Linked DNA regions of Homo sapiens: region 1 is linked to region 2. A link is a loop called in an ENCODE intact Hi-C map of the cell type or tissue named here. Cell type or tissue: breast epithelium. All regions are shown on one strand. Each heading gives the region's core, and the rest is flanking DNA. Links, peaks and the distances in the headings are about the cores only.

The links. Hi-C counts contacts between places; a loop is a spot of excess contacts. Peaks named below come from ENCODE experiments on the same cell type or tissue, not always from the same donor. Only the 100,000 strongest peaks of a DNase experiment are listed, where the experiment ranks them.
Region 1: a loop joins it to region 2, with 19 times the contacts of the local background. A loop is called at or near these places in 4 of 110 quality-filtered maps.

Annotation. Positions count from the first base shown.
Region 1 is chr4:77,032,721-77,041,058 of GRCh38, forward strand. SEPTIN11 (septin 11) reads left to right here. Exons shown (of 10, transcript NM_018243.4): 10 at 1,777-5,895. The coding sequence ends at 1,792. Among named protein-coding and RNA genes, the nearest start is that of CCNI, 39 kb to the right of the region's middle. In breast epithelium, for the core only: no CTCF peak of the experiment used is centred there; a DNase peak (open chromatin) is centred at 3,621; H3K27ac peaks cover 768 bases.
Region 2 is chr4:77,084,971-77,093,308 of GRCh38, forward strand. No RefSeq gene overlaps it. Among named protein-coding and RNA genes, the nearest start is that of CCNI, 13 kb to the left of the region's middle. In breast epithelium, for the core only: no CTCF peak of the experiment used is centred there; no DNase peak of the experiment used is centred there; H3K27ac peaks cover 548 bases.

The DNA.
Region 1 (8,338 bases), core at 92-8,091, 52 kb before region 2:
GTTTCCAAAAGACCAGCAATGTTAAAAGAGTATTTCGTGTATACTAGACGTGCCTTTAAGCAATAAAAATTCCAAGAGCTGATCATTATTGTGCTTCCATTTTAGAAAAGTTTATTTAGTAACAAACTTCCCAGTGTAGGGAGGTTTTTCCTTGCCCTTTTGAACATGTTAGGTTATTTTCTTCCTATCCTGGGGCCTTACCAATGTGTAATGCTTTCAAAGTTTCTATGAAGCCTGTGTGGATTCTATTTTAGCTTATTTATATATTCTCATTTATTTTGAAGGATATTATACTTAATTTGGTTCAGAGTAGTCGCCAGGTTTTGCACCTGACAATGGCACATATTTTTTGTATAACTTTTTCTAGGTCCTTACCCTTTTCCACACTTTACATTTGTACAGTGAAAGCAACTGCCAGTGGAGGCCTGAAATGTCCAAGAAAAAAAAAAATCACACCTCTTACTGCCAGTGGTAGTGGAGTGTTTTGGTTAGAGGGACCGCAGAAAGACAGTGGCCAGGCTAGACAGAGCAGCACTTTGAAAAGAGCTGGGAAGATGCCTCCTAGCATAGCTGGAACAGATGTGGGAGTTGCCATTCAGGAACTGACTTTGTTATAGGTAGAAAATGAAAAGGCAGATGCTTACTTATTTACCTGCTATGCTTCCACCTCCAAGCCTAACTTAGTTTTTCTAATAGTTTTAAATTCTCTTTTTTCTGTTCTAATGACACGCTCCTTTTTTAATGTAGGTAAGGCTTTATACTTCTCCTTGACCTGTAGTGGCATGAGAGTGTATAACATTTCCTAAGATGACAGGCAAAGTAGAACTAACCCTGGCACTGCCATTAGCTGGACCCCACCTTCTGCCATCTCTGGCCACGAAGTCACTTTCCTTGTTTGCGGCTATACCACAGTGGTGGGACTGCCCAGGGGTAAGTTGGTCAGTGGACAGTGTTCCTCTTTTCTGAAAACTGTCTGCACAATTGCCAGCAGGCATTTGCTGGTTAAGATGCAAACAGTTTTAAAATTCGTCATTTTAAAACCATACTTGGCATCTAATAACTACAGTTTACCCAACCATCCACTCATCTTTTAAAAAAAAATCATTTTGATTCTTGCTAAGGAATAAGGTTGCATGTTTTGCAGTTGCCTAAAATTAGACACGTGGACCGTGGGTTTGGCATTACTTTGTACCTAAAAGAGGGGGAAAGCTCCTGGCATTGCTGTAGCTGTAACCATTCCAGTGATTGTCCTTTTTTTCCCCCTACCCAACTAGATTAATAGCATGTCCTCCATTCACTATGTAATTTCAATCCCTAAACTGCTTTAGACCTTTTCTTCAAGTCAATTGTACAAAGGCATTTATTGTATATTTATTCTCTGACTCCTTCAGCAGCTCAGAAGTGGAAAATGAAGCTCCTATTCAGTACTAATGGGACACCCAAACCTAATAGATAATGGTTTTGTGTTATTTGAGAAAACAAAAGCCAAACAGTAAATCCTCCCACTAGACATGCAGTGGTTTCAAGAAGTCACTTGTGAATTCTAAATTACATACAAATGGAAACTAACCATATGTCTTTAATTCAGTATTAAATTTTGCTTTGGCTTGTCATGTAGAGTAGCCTTCTCAAATTTTTGGTTTTAATTTCTGTCAATTCCATAATCATTGCATGAGCATTCACCATCACTGAATGCTGGTGCTGTCGCTCCTAATTTTCCTTTCTTTTTAATTTATTATTATTTCTAACTTTTTTGTTTTGTTTTTTAACTTGCAGTGCAAGCTTCACATAAAGCCTGGCAAGCCAAGGATGTTCCCGCATTCACCTGCTTTTGCAGTAATATCGTATCTCTGCCATGTGTGTTCTTTAGTTTTATTTTATTTTATTTTATTTTTTTACCCTTCCTCAAACACCAGTAACTATTATTAACTCGTTTTGCTGAATGTTGTTGGGTGGTAGAAAATGATAGAACAAGGGAATAACCGCGAATGCTCTGTGCAGCTGGACTCTGTTTCCGGAAAGTAAATGATTTGCTTTTTATGCCTGTTCTGAATGGCAGCACGAAGCAGGCCTGTTACTTGTATGTCGCTTTGGACAGAGGAAAGTGGGGTAAAATGCTACCTGTACGTCTGACATGAAAACTTCTCACCGCCTCAGCAGCTGAACTAAAAACCTGAATAGCCATGACAAGAGTTTGCATTTTCTTGATGATTCATCTCCATGAGTGCACAATCCCTGAACTCACTGTCTTTTCTCCACACTTGTCCTAAGCCAAGGTAGATTTGTACGTAGACAGACTGGTGAGCAAGCATTATATTTTATTTTTACCCTTGCATGACATTTTCATTTTAATCAATAACATTATTTGGCCTGAGCTTGTGGGTCTGTTCAGACTGTCTCCTCTCATGGTTTGAAACTGCATCTGAATGCCTGCCTTCAATCCTGGCCAAGTTGGAGTAGACTGGTATGAGAAAACTATGATTAGTTCACATTTACTGGTGCATCCTTGATCCTCTCACAGATAGAGGTCTTAAAGGTTGGATCATGTAACATTGCTTAGTAGAAGAATCTTCTTCTAAGGATGATGGGCTTTCTACAGCCTGCTTACCACTAACAGTAAGGAATCTTTCATAAACACACCTCAGTTTGTTCCCAGTGGGCTTAGAGGGAGGACCTGATGACTGATTCCAGGATACTTGTACTTCTAATAACATTTTTCATGAATCATGAGAAAATTTCCACAGATACTTCCCTTAGAAAATTTGCTATAAACTCTGTATCATTGGTAGCACAAATTTGAGCGAGGCCTTGTCAATTTTAAGGTGGAAATAGGAAGGACCACAACATGACCCGTAAGTCAAGAAGGTAGACATTTCATATCCAGCTTCCTTGCTTAGTCTCCTTTCAGTATTTGGCAATAAAAGAAAGAAGAAATAGAACAGCTGAAGTCTCAAATCATTGTCTGGAATTTTCCTCACCTTGGCTAGCTCCACCTGCTCTTTGTCTAAGGCCCTTGCCTCATCAGGGATTAGAACTGGCCCATATGCCAGAACCTGTACTAAATGCCTAATTTGTATGGAAGAGTGCATATTTAATCTCTTTTCTATACTGCTCCTTTCTGATGCTTATCCTTTCATCTGTGTGATTGTTTTTTCCCCTCTACTAACAAGATCCTCCCAGCTTTCTCTCTACATGTAGAAAGGATAACATTTCTCATGAACCCACTGCCCCTCTGCATTTTCCTCACTGGTTAGAGATTAAGTAAATAGGATAGAATATGCTGCGTCTCCCCTGACACACACTTTCTTTTTTGAATGAGCAAGTCTCCATTTTGATTTCAGCAAAGATTTTTTCTCCTTTTCTTTGTCCTCAACCATACTTAGAGGAAAGAAGGAATGGTCTTCCATGAACTGATTATGCTTAATTAAGCAAAGTAAGGAAATTAGTTTCATGGAAGCCTAAACAAAGCTGGAATAGAAACTACACACTAGACACAGCAGTAGTCATAGTCTTCACAGGTTTAGGAGCTACTGGACCAACATTCTTGTTTTTGCTTTTGTTTTTTTAAATAATTCTAGTCTGGAGCTAACTGTGGAGCAGCCAAATAGTAGCTGGCATGTTGATTCAAACCATGGGCTGAATTTGCTCATAGGCTGTGCATCAGACAAAAGCTTGAATATTTGTGTTGTATGCTTGTTCCAACCACCGCTTGTGTGAGCATTTTTGTGGCTTGTACAGAAAGTACACTTTTAAATTGTCTCTTGCATCACTAAAATTTTTTTAAAATGAGCATAACAACGAAAGGCATCCAGCTGACTTTTTGATTCCAAGATTATTGATTGGATTGACTTTTTTGCATTAAATTTTTCCCAGCAAAATAAATCATATGGCGAGTCAGGGAATAAAAAGTCAAAAGAAACAAATAGAAGCTTTTTTTTTTAAAAAATGTATTGCTTCTGAACTTTTTTCTGCCACTGCTCCCTAGCCCTGTTTAGTTTGTTATTGCTGCTTTTCTTTTTTCTTTCTGTATCTATGCCTTTTTTTCACAGTAGTCCTTGGCTCTGCACGGAATAAATGATACCCTCAAATCTAATTGGATGTGCTTTCGCCTTTGCATGTAAGTACGGTAGTAAGAAACCTTTGAGATCTTTCTGACTTTTCAAAATTAGAGAAAGCAAATGGGATGGATAGATTTTTTTTTTCTTTTCAAGGGGGGCAGGAAGGTAATGGTTTGAGTAGCCTTTGTTTAAAAAAAAGACTAAATATATTTAAAAGGCCACATTTATATTTTTTTCACAAGAACCACATAATAAATTCCACTTCTTGACCTGAATTTGGAAATCCGAAATTACTAATCCAGGCCAGGTGTGGTGGCTCATGCCTGTAATCCCAGCACTTTGAGAGGCCGAGGTGGGCAGATCACTTGAGGCCTGGAGTTCAAGACCACCTTGGCGAACACGGTGAAACCCCGTCTCTACAAAAAATACAAAAATTAGCCAGGCGTGGTGGCACGTGCCTGTAGTCCCAGCTACTTGGGAGGCTAAGTCAGGAGAATTGCTTGAACTTGGGAGATGGAGGTTGCAGTGAGCCAAGATTGCACCACTGCATTCCAACCTGGGTGATGAAGTGAGACTCTCCAAAAAAAAAAAAGAAATTATTAATCCCTGCCTGTGCTCTACATAGCCTCATGGGCATCATTGGATAGCTCAGAGGGCCCTTGATTCTGGCAAGGCAAATAAAGCCAGAATGAGAAATTACCATCTTCTACTAGAGAAAACCAAGAGAAAAATTTTTATGCTAGGATGCCTTTATGACCACTTAATTTTTTAATCTTAGTTTAATGGTCTCTCCCTGGTGCTAACTGCTGACAGTGGCCACCTCTTTTTTGGGGATTGAGGGGCCTACATAACTAGCTGGCCTTACCCCATATCTTTTGTTCAAACATAATACCATCTTTTTGCTTCTTCTGAACTTTAGATCTCCATAACACATGTACTGTAGAATGTGATGGAAAAGCATTGATGAGAATTTATTGGCAGTTCAGATTGTGTTTTCCCAACTTAGGCTCTTTATTAATTGGTTAAGGTTTTCTCCAAAAAGGGCATTTCAACAATGGGAATTATTTAATGTAACAGTGGGCACAGATTACTTATCTTCCTTCTCTGCTTTGTGACTCACCAGCAGTAACACACACAATCCACATCTTGTGCACCTCAAATGAACAGACTTGGTTTCCTTGCTTTCTTGACATTTCCATGACTGTTTCACATACAAACTATTGGGTGAGGTTTTTCAGCTGTTACCGACCCACGTCCTGCTGTCTCTGTGTGGTCCTACAAAAACTGTCCATTCCCACCCCTTTGCTTTGCCATTTGCAAGAGTCTGGAATTGTCAGGTCTCAGCTTCGAAAAGTCCTGGTTCCACTGACAGGACACATTCTTTAGTGGGAATTAAGACCTACAAAGTCTAGTTTGTATGTAGGTATGAAGGGAATTTTTTAAATAAATTGAAAAGCTGTGAACAGCATTAGAACTTTGTCTATTTCTTAATTTTAAAATATGCTGATATGCCTTAAACTGTAGTTGTAGATCCTTGTCATTTTGCTGTTTGAAAATAACCAATGTGTTTTCTAAAACTGTCGTGTAATCTACTTTCATTGTTAATGCAGAATTGTCATATATGTAAGCTGCATGTTAGACATTTGTCTTTTTTAAACTAAAGTAATTGTATTGATGTGAAGCATATCATTTTTTCAAATATGAAAGTGATCACTTAGCAACATGCTTGGTAATTTGGCATCTGTTAAGGTAGGAGAGTGGTGAACAGATAATCTATGCATATATCACTAGTGCCAAGACATAAAGCGGGGGAAAATATATTTTTACCCAAACATTATTTGTGTGCCCTTTTTTGTGAGTTCTTTTTAGTCACTGCTTGGTTTGCATATGTACACGTGCTTACTGGATAAAAGAAATAGGGATAAGAGTCTCATGCTTTCCTGCCTCGTGTGGTAGACTTCAAATGGCTGCCGTCTGGGTTACACCAGTTTCTCAAAGATACGTGCCATGTGGTGTCCTGTACTTCACATATCATGTTATCACCCTTTTTCCCCCATGCCTGTCCCTGTCCACCCTGCCAATTCATGTGCCTTGGTGCCCAGCTGAGGCATCGTCTTCTTCACTGGCCTCCTCTTCCCTGCTGCTGCTCACCCTCCCGTCGAGCTCGAGGAAGTCACCCCATTAACTGACACACTGCTGTTCTTTCACAGCTTGTTGTAGAGAAGCTCCTTTTCTTTTCTTAAGCCATTAAGAATCAAATTTGAATCTGAACCTTTCTTTTTTCTCTTCTGTAGCTTCTTCTTTATGTAACCATCCTGTTGACAAGCCCTACTCTCTCCTAATGGACATAGAGCATTAGAAGAGCAGGAGCTGTCTGTTCACACGTGTTGGGGAAGAGTTACCTCATTTCCACCATCGCCTCCTGTTCTTTTAAAGTCTGGGTCAAATATTGCACTGCTGTTTGTACTTGTCAATGTCTGCCCATAGTGGATACTGAAGTGACTTACCACTACCAAAAATAGTCATATTCAATAATATTAATTAAAAAGGAAAAAGGAAATTGACTGAAACAGAAAACGTGGGCCAAGACCCAAGGTCTTGTGCTGGGATCCCCTTGCTTAGAACTATCATGTTCTTGAAGCTGCTGATCCAAGAACTGATGGACTGAAGACAGCGTGTACCCTAACCTGAGGGGGCCACCACACCCAGGGCCCACAAACTTGATCTCATGGTAACTCCTGTCCTTTCTGTCCCATGAGCCACATTCTGAACAGCCTGATCAGGATCCTCAACCGTCAGGTCATAAGATCCGAGCAACATTTTCCTTCCTTTTGTTAGTTTTATGGGTTGTTTTGGTGTTTGGGGTTTTTAAAAAAAAAAAATCATTTGATATTGCATGAACAGAGATGGCTGCAATTTTTTTTCTTTGGAGTGTTCTATTGATACAATGTTTTTATTTTTCAGCTGACCATCTGCCTCTTGAGAGAGAGAGAAGTGGGCATCCTTCCTTTAAATTCAGGAACCACTGTTGTTTTATTTGACTTTTTCTGTTACTTGCATCCCTTATATAAGTTGTTTTGGATTTGGGACTATGTTTTGGGGGAGAAAAACTCCAGTTAGTTCTGTTTTTTGTATTGGTTATTCAGCTTACTTTTGGTATCAAAATTATGCCAGTTTTAAGCTCACTTGAGTGAAGTTTAAGTCACAAGATTCTGTTTAACATGCTTTCCTTGTTTTGGAAACAACCAAAAACTTCCCTTTTTTGTTACGGGATTTTGACCTACAAATCCTAATCATGTTTAAAATGTGCCGGTGTTGGGTAGATGACTTTTCTGCCTCTGGGGTTCAATTTATATTTAAAGATACCTTAAAATAACTTACTGGCCCATCCCTGCCTTTTTATTTGTTGTGAAGCTCTGTACCTTGTGTCCACAGCTTTTTACCAAGACCCATATGTCTTGGACCATGGGAAATGAACCCCAAACAAGTACATGTCTCTTCTCCCAGATAACAGCATCATTAACAATGGTTCTGATTCACATTGTCTTCTCAGAGTTACCTAGGTGGATTTCTCTACAATATCTGCAAAAAAACCTGCTGAGAATCAAAGCATTCAGACTTGATCACTTAAAATAACATCCATATCCAAACACATACTTCTGCCAGTTGAGTAAGCCTCTGATTTCTAATGCTGACCTGTTTGTGATGAGTCAGATTCAGGGCTAGATTACTTTAGTTAGCAGTCACTTCTTGGGGGCAGTTTTCATAGTGAAGGGACAATTTTCAAATCGTATGTATTATAAAGCATGGACATATATTTTGTTATCTTTCAATTTCATTACCTGTTTGTAGATAGGCTTATTTCCATCTTTACTTTTCAGCTCCATAGTAGGTAGATCATAGAAATACCGTTGGTGGCATGAGTTGCCTTTAATCAAGATCCTCAGGAGTGTTCCCCTCTGAATAAGAATGGTAACATATGGTTCCTTTAGACAGTGAAATGAAGAAGCAACAGTCCCTGCCTCTTGAATCACTTGATTCCTGGAAAGAGATTATTTAGAGCAATTGGATGAACAAGTTGGCAAGCTGCTTTCTTTACTTAGAAACTAAGTAAATGTAAGTAAAGTCAGATACATGTGAGCCATTAAATGATCAAAATGTCAGCATCAAAAGCCATCCCCTTCATTCTACACTATAATCTGTAAGGACAGAAATCTGCTAGTAATGTGACCAGTGGAGTGGGAAAGGAATAGCAGCTCCTTACCAGCTGATGCCAGAGC
Region 2 (8,338 bases), core at 196-8,195:
ACTTATTTTATTATTTATTATTTATTCCATAAAATACAATTTAACTGTCCCAGTGAGCTGAGTAGAAGAGGTTGGCTTTATAGGCAGAGAAGGACTGAAGCAGAAACAAAGAAAGAACTGGTCATTTCAAAGTCGCTTTCCTTGTAAAGCAGGAACAGAGAGAACAGTAGAAAAATGACTGATTGGTTAACATCAAGTTATTTGGGGTTAAGGATTACAACAGAGGGAATTTTCTTGGGAGTGGTAGAATGCACACACTGTAATCCCAGCTACTTGGGAGGCTGAGGCAGGAGGATTCCTTGAGTTCAGGAGATCAAGGTCAGTCTGGGGAAGGTAATGAAACGCATCTCTTAAAAAATAAATATGAAAATAAACTAAACCAGGGAGGACTTTATTATCACGCAGATTAAAACTGGCCTGTTTGGAAGATTAGCTGTTACCTCTCTCTCCTGATTTCTCAGATAACAACTTAGTTTGGTGACATGAAACTTCAGCATGGGTGACTGTTTTGATTTTTAGTCTAGTCCGTTGGGGCCTAGTGCAGGAGCTTAGTCCAAAACAATGGCCTCCTGTAATTTTTATTTAACAGAAGCAGGAACCACCAAATTCAGCATGTAATCAGACTATCAACACACACTTATCAAGCACTTGCGGGGGAAGATGTGTAGAGAAGGGTAAAAATCCTCCAAGTTTTATTTTAGTCTCCTCACACATATGTTTACTATAACACTTATTTCTTCTCAGTAAAGGAAAAGAATTATGTTTTGGGAGTCAATTTAAATTATCCACAATCAAGCCAGGAGCAGTGGCTCATGCCTGTAATCCCAGCACTTTGGGAGGCCAAAGCAGGAGGATTGTTTGAGCTCAGGTGTTGGAGACCAACCTGGGCAACATGGTGAAACCTTGTCTCTACCAAAAATACAAAAAATTAGCTGGGGTGGTGGTGCCTGCCTGTAGTCCCAGCTACTCGGGGGTCTGAGGCGGCTGAGGTGGGAGGATCACTTGAACCTGGGAGGTAGAGGTTGCAGTGAGCAGAGATCTCGCCACTGCACTCTAACATGGATGACAGAGTAAGACTCGTCTCAAAGTAAATAAATAAATAAATAAATAATACACAATCAGGGTTTCTAAGACTTCATTCTTGAAAAACTAAGCTGCCTTTTCTTTTATACTTTAAGTTTTAGGGTACATGTGCACAACGTGCAGGTTTGTCACATATGTATACATGTGCCATGTTGGTGTGCTGCACCCATTATCTCGTCATTTAACATTAGGTATATCTCCTAATGCTATCCCTCCCCCCACCCCGATCCCAGAACAGGCCCCGGTGTGTGATGTTCCCCTTCCTGTGTCCACGTGTTCTCATTGTTCAGTTCCCACCTATGAGTGAGAACATGTGGTGTTTGGTTTTTTGTCCTTGCGATAGTTTGCTGAGAATGATGGTTTCCAGCTTCACCCATGTCACTACAAAGGACATGAACTCATCATTTTTTATGGCTGCATAGTATTCCATGGTGTATATGTGCCACATTTTCTTAATCCAGTCTATCATTGTTGGACATTTGGGTTGGTTCCAAGTCTGCTATTGTGAATAGTGCCGCAATAAACATACCTGTGCATGTGTCTTTATAGCAACATGATTTATAATCCTTTGGGTATATACCCAGTAATGGGATGGCTGGGTCAAATGGTATTTCTAGTTCTAGATCCCTGAGGAATCGCCACACTGTCTTCCACAATGGTTGAACTAGTTTACAGTCCCACCAACAGTGTAAAAGTGTTCCTATTTCTCCATATCCTCTCCAGCACCTGTTGTTTCCTGACTTTTTAATGATCGCCATTGCAACTGGTGTGAGATGGTATCTCATTGTGGTTTTGATTTGCATTTCTCTGATGGCCAGTGATGATGAGCATTTTTTCATGTGTCTTTTGGCTGCATAAATGTCTTCTTTTGAGAAGTGTCTGTTCATATCCTTCGCCCACTTTTTGATGGGGTTGTTTGTTTTTTTCTTGTAAATTTGTTTGAGTTCATTGTAGATTCTGGATAGTAGCCCTTTGACAGATGAGTAGATTACAAAAATTTGATCTCATTCTGTAGGTTGCCTGTTCACTCTGATGGTAGTTTCTTTTGCTGTGTAGAAGCTCTTTAGTTTAATTAGATCCCATCTGTCAATTTTGGTTTTTGTTGCCATTGCTTTTGGTGTTTTAGACATGAAGTCCTTGTCCATGCCTATGTCCTGAATGGTATTGCCTAGGTTTTCTTCTAGGGTTTTTATGGTTTTAGGTCTAACATTTAAGTCTTTAATCCTATTAGGAAAAGAGGAAGTCAAATTGTCCCTTTTTGCAGATGACATGATTGTATATCTAGAAAACCCCATCGTCTCAGCCCAAAATCTCCTTAAGCTGATAAGCAACTTCAGCAAAGTCTCAGCATACAAAATCAATGTGCAAAAATCACAAGCATTCTTATACACCAATAACAGGAAAACAGAGAGCCAAATCATGAGTGAACTCCCATTCACAATTGCTTTAAAGAGAATAAAATACCTAGGAATCCATCTTACAAGGGATGTGAAGGACCTCTTCAAGGAGAACTACAAACCACTGCTCAATGAAATAAAAGAGGATACAAACAAATGAAAGAACATTCCATGCTCGTGGGTAGGAAGAATCAATATCGTGAAAATGGCCATACTGCCCAAGGTAATTTATAGATTCAATGCCATCCCCATCAAGCTACCAATGACTTTCTTCACAGAATTGGAAAAAACTACTTTAAAGTTCATATGGAACCAAAAAAGAGCCCGCATTGCCAAGTCAATCCTAAGCCAAAAGAACAAAGCTGGAGGCATCACACTACCTGACTTCAAACTATACCACAAGGCTACAGTAACCAAAACAACATGGTACTGGTACCAAAACAGAGATATAGACCAAAGGAACAGAACAGGGCCCTCAGAAATAATGCCACATATCTACAACTATCTGATCTTTGACAAACCTGACAAAAACAAGAAATGGGGAAAGGATTCCCTATTTAATATATGGTGCTGGGAAAACTGGCTAGCCATATGTAGAAAGCTGAAACTGGATCCCTTCCTTACACCTTATGCAAAAATTAATTCAAGATGGACTAAGCTGCCTTTATTATGAGATAGTGATTTAACAGATATTTGAGTCCCAGTTGCATGCTGGGTTAGGCACTAAAAGAGATTCTAAGGTGAATGAAATATAGACCTGCTAATAAGAAACGTAATTATTCATTCTTTAATTGAGCAACATTTGCTAGCCGTGTGACCTTGAGGCAAGTTACTCAGCTTTTTGTTGTTGTTTTTTTTGTTTGTTTGTTTTTTGTTTTTTGAGACAGGGTCTGGCTCTGTCATCCAGCCTGGAATGCAGTCTCAACTTCCTGGGTTCAAGTGATCCTCCCACCTCAGCCTCCGGAGTAGCTGGGACTATAGGTCTGTGCCACCATGCCCAGATAATTTTTGTATTTTTGGTAGAGACGGAGTTTCACCATGTTGCCCAAGCTAATCTCAAACTCCTGGGCTCAAGGGATCCACCCACCTTGGTCTCCCAAAATGTTAGGATTACAGGCCTATTATGGCCTACTGAGTAGGCCTATGCATGGCCAACTCAGCTTTCTATAACTTGACCTGTTTCGTCGTCTGTAAAATGGAGGTAATGATGTATCTCCTAGAGTCTTTATGACAATTAAGTGGGATAATATTTGCAAAAGGCTTAGAACAATGTGTGACACATAGGAAACCCTCATTTTTAGCTTAACTATTGCAAGAGGTCTTTATGTGCTAGGCTTGAGTATGTGAGGTATTAATGATTTGCTGTGTAACAAACTACCTCAAAATATAGCTGCTTAAAACAACAAATATGTATTATCTCATACAGTTTCTGAGGCTCAAGAGCTCTAGCTGGGTGGTTCTGGCTCAGCATCTTTCATGAGGTTACTGTTAGTGGTGGCAAATCCACACAGGTCTGCAGCAACCTCAATTCTTGCCTCCTCAGAAGAAAGAATTTGACTGAGGGGCATAAGGCAAAGGTAGAGACTGAGGCAAGTTTTAGAGCAGGAGTGAAAGTTTATTAAAAATCAGGCTGGGCGCAGTGTTTCATGCCTGTAATTCCAGCACTTTGGGAGGCCAAGGCGGGCGTATCACCTAAGGTGGGGAGTTCAAGACCAGCCTGACCAACATGGAGAAACCCCGTCTCTACTAAAAAAAAAAAAAAAAAAAAAAAAATACAAAATTAGCCGGGTGTGGTGGTGCATGCCTGTAATCCTAGCTACTCAGGAGGCCGAGGCAGGAGAATCGCTTGAACCCGGCAGGTGGAGGTTGCGGTGAGCCGAGATTGCGCCATGCACTCCAGCCTGGGCAATGAGCAAAGCTCTGTCTCAAAAAAAAAAAAAAAAGTTTATTAAAAATCTTTAGAATAGGAATGAAAGGAAGTACACTTGGAAGAGGCTCAAGTGGGCGACTTGAGAGATGAAATGTGCGGTTTGACTTTTTGACTTAGGGCTTTGTATGTTGGCATGCTTCTGGGGTCTTGTGTCCCTTCTCCCCTGATTCTTCCTTGGGGTGGGCTGTCTGCACGCACAGTGGCCTGCCAGAGCTAGGGAGGGGAGCATGCTCAGTGTGTTCACTGGCATTGTATGCATGCTCGCTTGAGGTGTTCTTCCTTACCAGTCAAATGTTTATAGAAGGTCATGTATCAGTTAAACTGCCATTTTGCCTCTTAATGTGCATGCTTGAGCCCACTTGCCCAATTCCTGAGATCTTATTGGGAAGCTGCTAAGTTTCTGGTGTTTCTGTTTATTGGGAGACTTTCTTTCCCTGGCACTGGCTGCAACCAATTATTATTTTAGAGAGACAGTTTAATAACGGCCTGACCATCACCTGATGGTTGCCTGACATTCCTGTTGTGGGAGCCTCTCTCCTGCTCTGCTCATGTCTGACTAGCTATCTACTGTAACATTTCAATGAGCTTGTTGACTGGGGCTGAAGTCATGGAGGGATTGGAGAATCTGCCACCCAGTTCAGTGGCTGTTGGCAGAGGCTTCAGTTCCTTGCACTAGGTCTCTCCATAGGGCTGTCCAAGATCAGGCAGCTGGCTTCACATGTAACAAGTGATGGTGGGGGAGGGCAGAGAGAGACAAGATAGAAGCTGCAACTGCTGCCATATTCTGTTCAGTAGAAGCAACTCACTAAGTCCAGGCTATACTGAATGGGAGAGGAATTAAACTTGAAGAGTATCAAATAATTCATGGACCTATTTTTAAAACTGCCACAGGTATGGAAAGAAAAGTAAGGGTTATCTAAGTAGACAAGAACAGATACGATAGGCAAAGGGTGTAGCGGAAACAAAGGAATAGAGATAATAAGAGAATTACATAGAATGCACTCTAGCATGGCTAGAGAATTAAGGTGATTACTTCTTCCCATTTTATTTTATTACCATTATTATCATTACTATTTGGAGACAAGGTCTTGCTCTGTTGCCTGCGCCTGAGTGCAGTGGTGTGATTATGGCTCACTGCAGCCTCAACTCCTGGGCTCAAGCAGGAGCCCAGCTAATGTCTTTTGTAGAGACAGTCTCACTGTGTTGCCCTGGCTGGTCTCAAACTCCTGGTCTCAAGCAGTCCTCCCACCTCAGCCTCCCAAAGTGCTGGGACTACAGGTGTACACCACCACACTCAGCCTCACTTATTCCCATGTTATTTCTTTGCTTGTTTGTTTGTTTTTTGTGATGGAGTCTCGCTTTTGTTGCCCAGGCTGGAGTGCAATGGCACGATCTTGGCTCGCTGCAACCTCTGCCTCCCGTTCGAGCTATTCTGCCTCAGCCTCCCAAGTAGCTGGGATTACAGGCATGCACCACCATGCCCAGCTAATTTTGTATTTTTAGTAGAGATGGGGTTTCACCATGTTGGCCAGGCTGGTCTCGAACTCCTGACCTCAGGTGATGCACCCACCTTGGCCTCCCAAAATAAAGTAATTTTCCCAATATATACAATTAGTAGATGGCAGATCCAGGGCCTGAAACCATATTTCTGATTATAGAATATTTGATTTTATCTCTATGTTGGGGTTCTCCTGAGAAACATAGCCAACAGGGAGGGTGGGTGTGCCTGTGTGTGGAGAGAGAGAGAGAGAGAGAGAGAGAGAGACAGAGAGAGAGAGAGACAGAGAGAGAGAGAGATTTATTTTAAGGAATTGGCTCATGCAATTGTGGAGGCTTGGTAAATCCAAGATCTGCAGTCTAGGCTGGAGACCCAGGGAAGAGTGGCAGTTTCGAGGCCATAATCAGTCTGCTAGCTGAATTCCTTCTTGCTCAGGGGAGATCAGTGTTCTATTAAGATCTTCAGCTGATTGGATGACACCTACTCTTATAAAAGGTAACGCTTTACTCAAATTATTCTGATTTAAACGTTAATCTCATCCATTAAAAAAAATAATAAAATTAAAAACATCTACTCAGAAACTCCAGAATGATGTTTTACCAAGTATCTGAGCACTGTGGCTCAGACAAGTTCACACATGAAATTAACTGTCTTACTACCTTATACAACAATGACAATTTACAGTTCAGACTGCAAAGGTCCTTGAATGCCATTTTGTTGGATTTATGAAAATTAACCAGTGGCTCTCTAAGAGATTTGACCTTCATCATCTGATACTGGCAGCAGGAATGAGGTGGGGTGGGTGTCCTATAGAATAGTTTAATTTCTTTAGGGAACGTGTGTTGGAATATTTGCCTATCATGCTTGATTTTCAACCTTATTTTGACACATGACAAATTGGATGTTTTTTCCTTTCAATACTTTTCCTTTTGGTCCACATATTTTTAGTAATTAATCATTTTTTATACATTTTACATATCTCTTTTTTCTTTTTTTGGGGTGGAGAGACAGGGTTGCTCTCTGTCGCCCAGGCTGGAGTGCAGTGGCACAATCTTGGCTCACTGCAATCTTGACCTCCTGGTCTCAAGTGATCCTTCCACCTCAGCTTCCCAAGTAGCTGGGACTACAGGAACATGCTAATTTTTGTAGAGATGGGGTCTCGCTATGCTGCCCAGGCTGGTCTTGAACTCTTGGCCTGAAATGATCCTCCTGCTTTGGCCCCCCAAAATATTGGGATTACAGATATGAGCCACCTCACCCAGCCATTTCATGTATTTCAATATAATGACTTAGATTTCAAAAATATTTTTCTTTGGCCAGGTGTGGTGGCTCACGCCTGTAATCCCAGCACTTTGGGAGGCCAAGGCAGGTGGATCACCTGAGGTCAGCTGGCCAACATGGCGAAACCCCATCTCTACTAAAAATTCAAAATTAGCTGGGCGTGATGGTGGGCGCCTGAGGTCCCAGCTACTTGGGAAGCTGAGGTAGGAGAATCGCTTGAACCCCAGAGGTGGAGGACATAGTGAGCCGAGATCGTGCCACTGCACTCCAGCCTGGGCGACAGAGCAAGACTCCATCTCAAAAATATATATGCATATATATGTATACTTTTTTTCTTTATTGTATATTCTCTCCTATTTAGTCTTTCTTAACTTTAACTTTTTCTTTCTCTTTGAGGCCTTATTTCAAGGCTTACTTTTAGATATCCCTTCTACCAAAGTGCAATGTGAATTTAGTAAAGATGACAGAAATGTAGGTGAGAACTAAAGGACCCAGTTTGTAGACCATCTGGACTAGGAGATTCAAAAGGTATAAATATTGTTCAAGCTTCATTTCTTTGCAGGCAGTGCATAAAAGAAAAGCTATTTCAACCTTGATGCTGGAGAGATTTCTCTCTGTAGCTAACATAGAACAGGAAACCTTAATATTTTTCTTGGTGCCTCAGAATTTAAAGTCACATTGGTCCCAGACTGTTGTTTTGGACCACTTGAAACAGCAGGAGAAAACACGTAATTGGGAGTGGGCTGGAGAATGTTATGAGGCCACTCAAAAGTGATCTGGATTATAAATCTATGCATACACCCTATTAGGAGAGAACAGGAAGCAGAATCTAGAAAACCAGTAGAGCAAAAGTTCTGATAAGCTAGAAGAAAAAGCAGAACCAGACTTGCAGAGTAAATGGGGGCCGAGACCTCATAATAGAGTGTAAAACAGAGTGAAAGGATTGGGAGCTAGTTTTATGGTTATATCCATATTCTGGTCAGTTGTTTTGTGGAAACCGCAAAAGGGAGGGTGAGCATCAGATGGTTAGTTAAAATCAGCAGTGTAGCCATTGTTTTGAAAGGGCTGGTTTCTGTTTTGCCTGTAGGGAAGGAAGCCTGATGGTGGTTAGCAAGGGAGAGGGTATAAGGAGTGGGATCTCCCATTGCA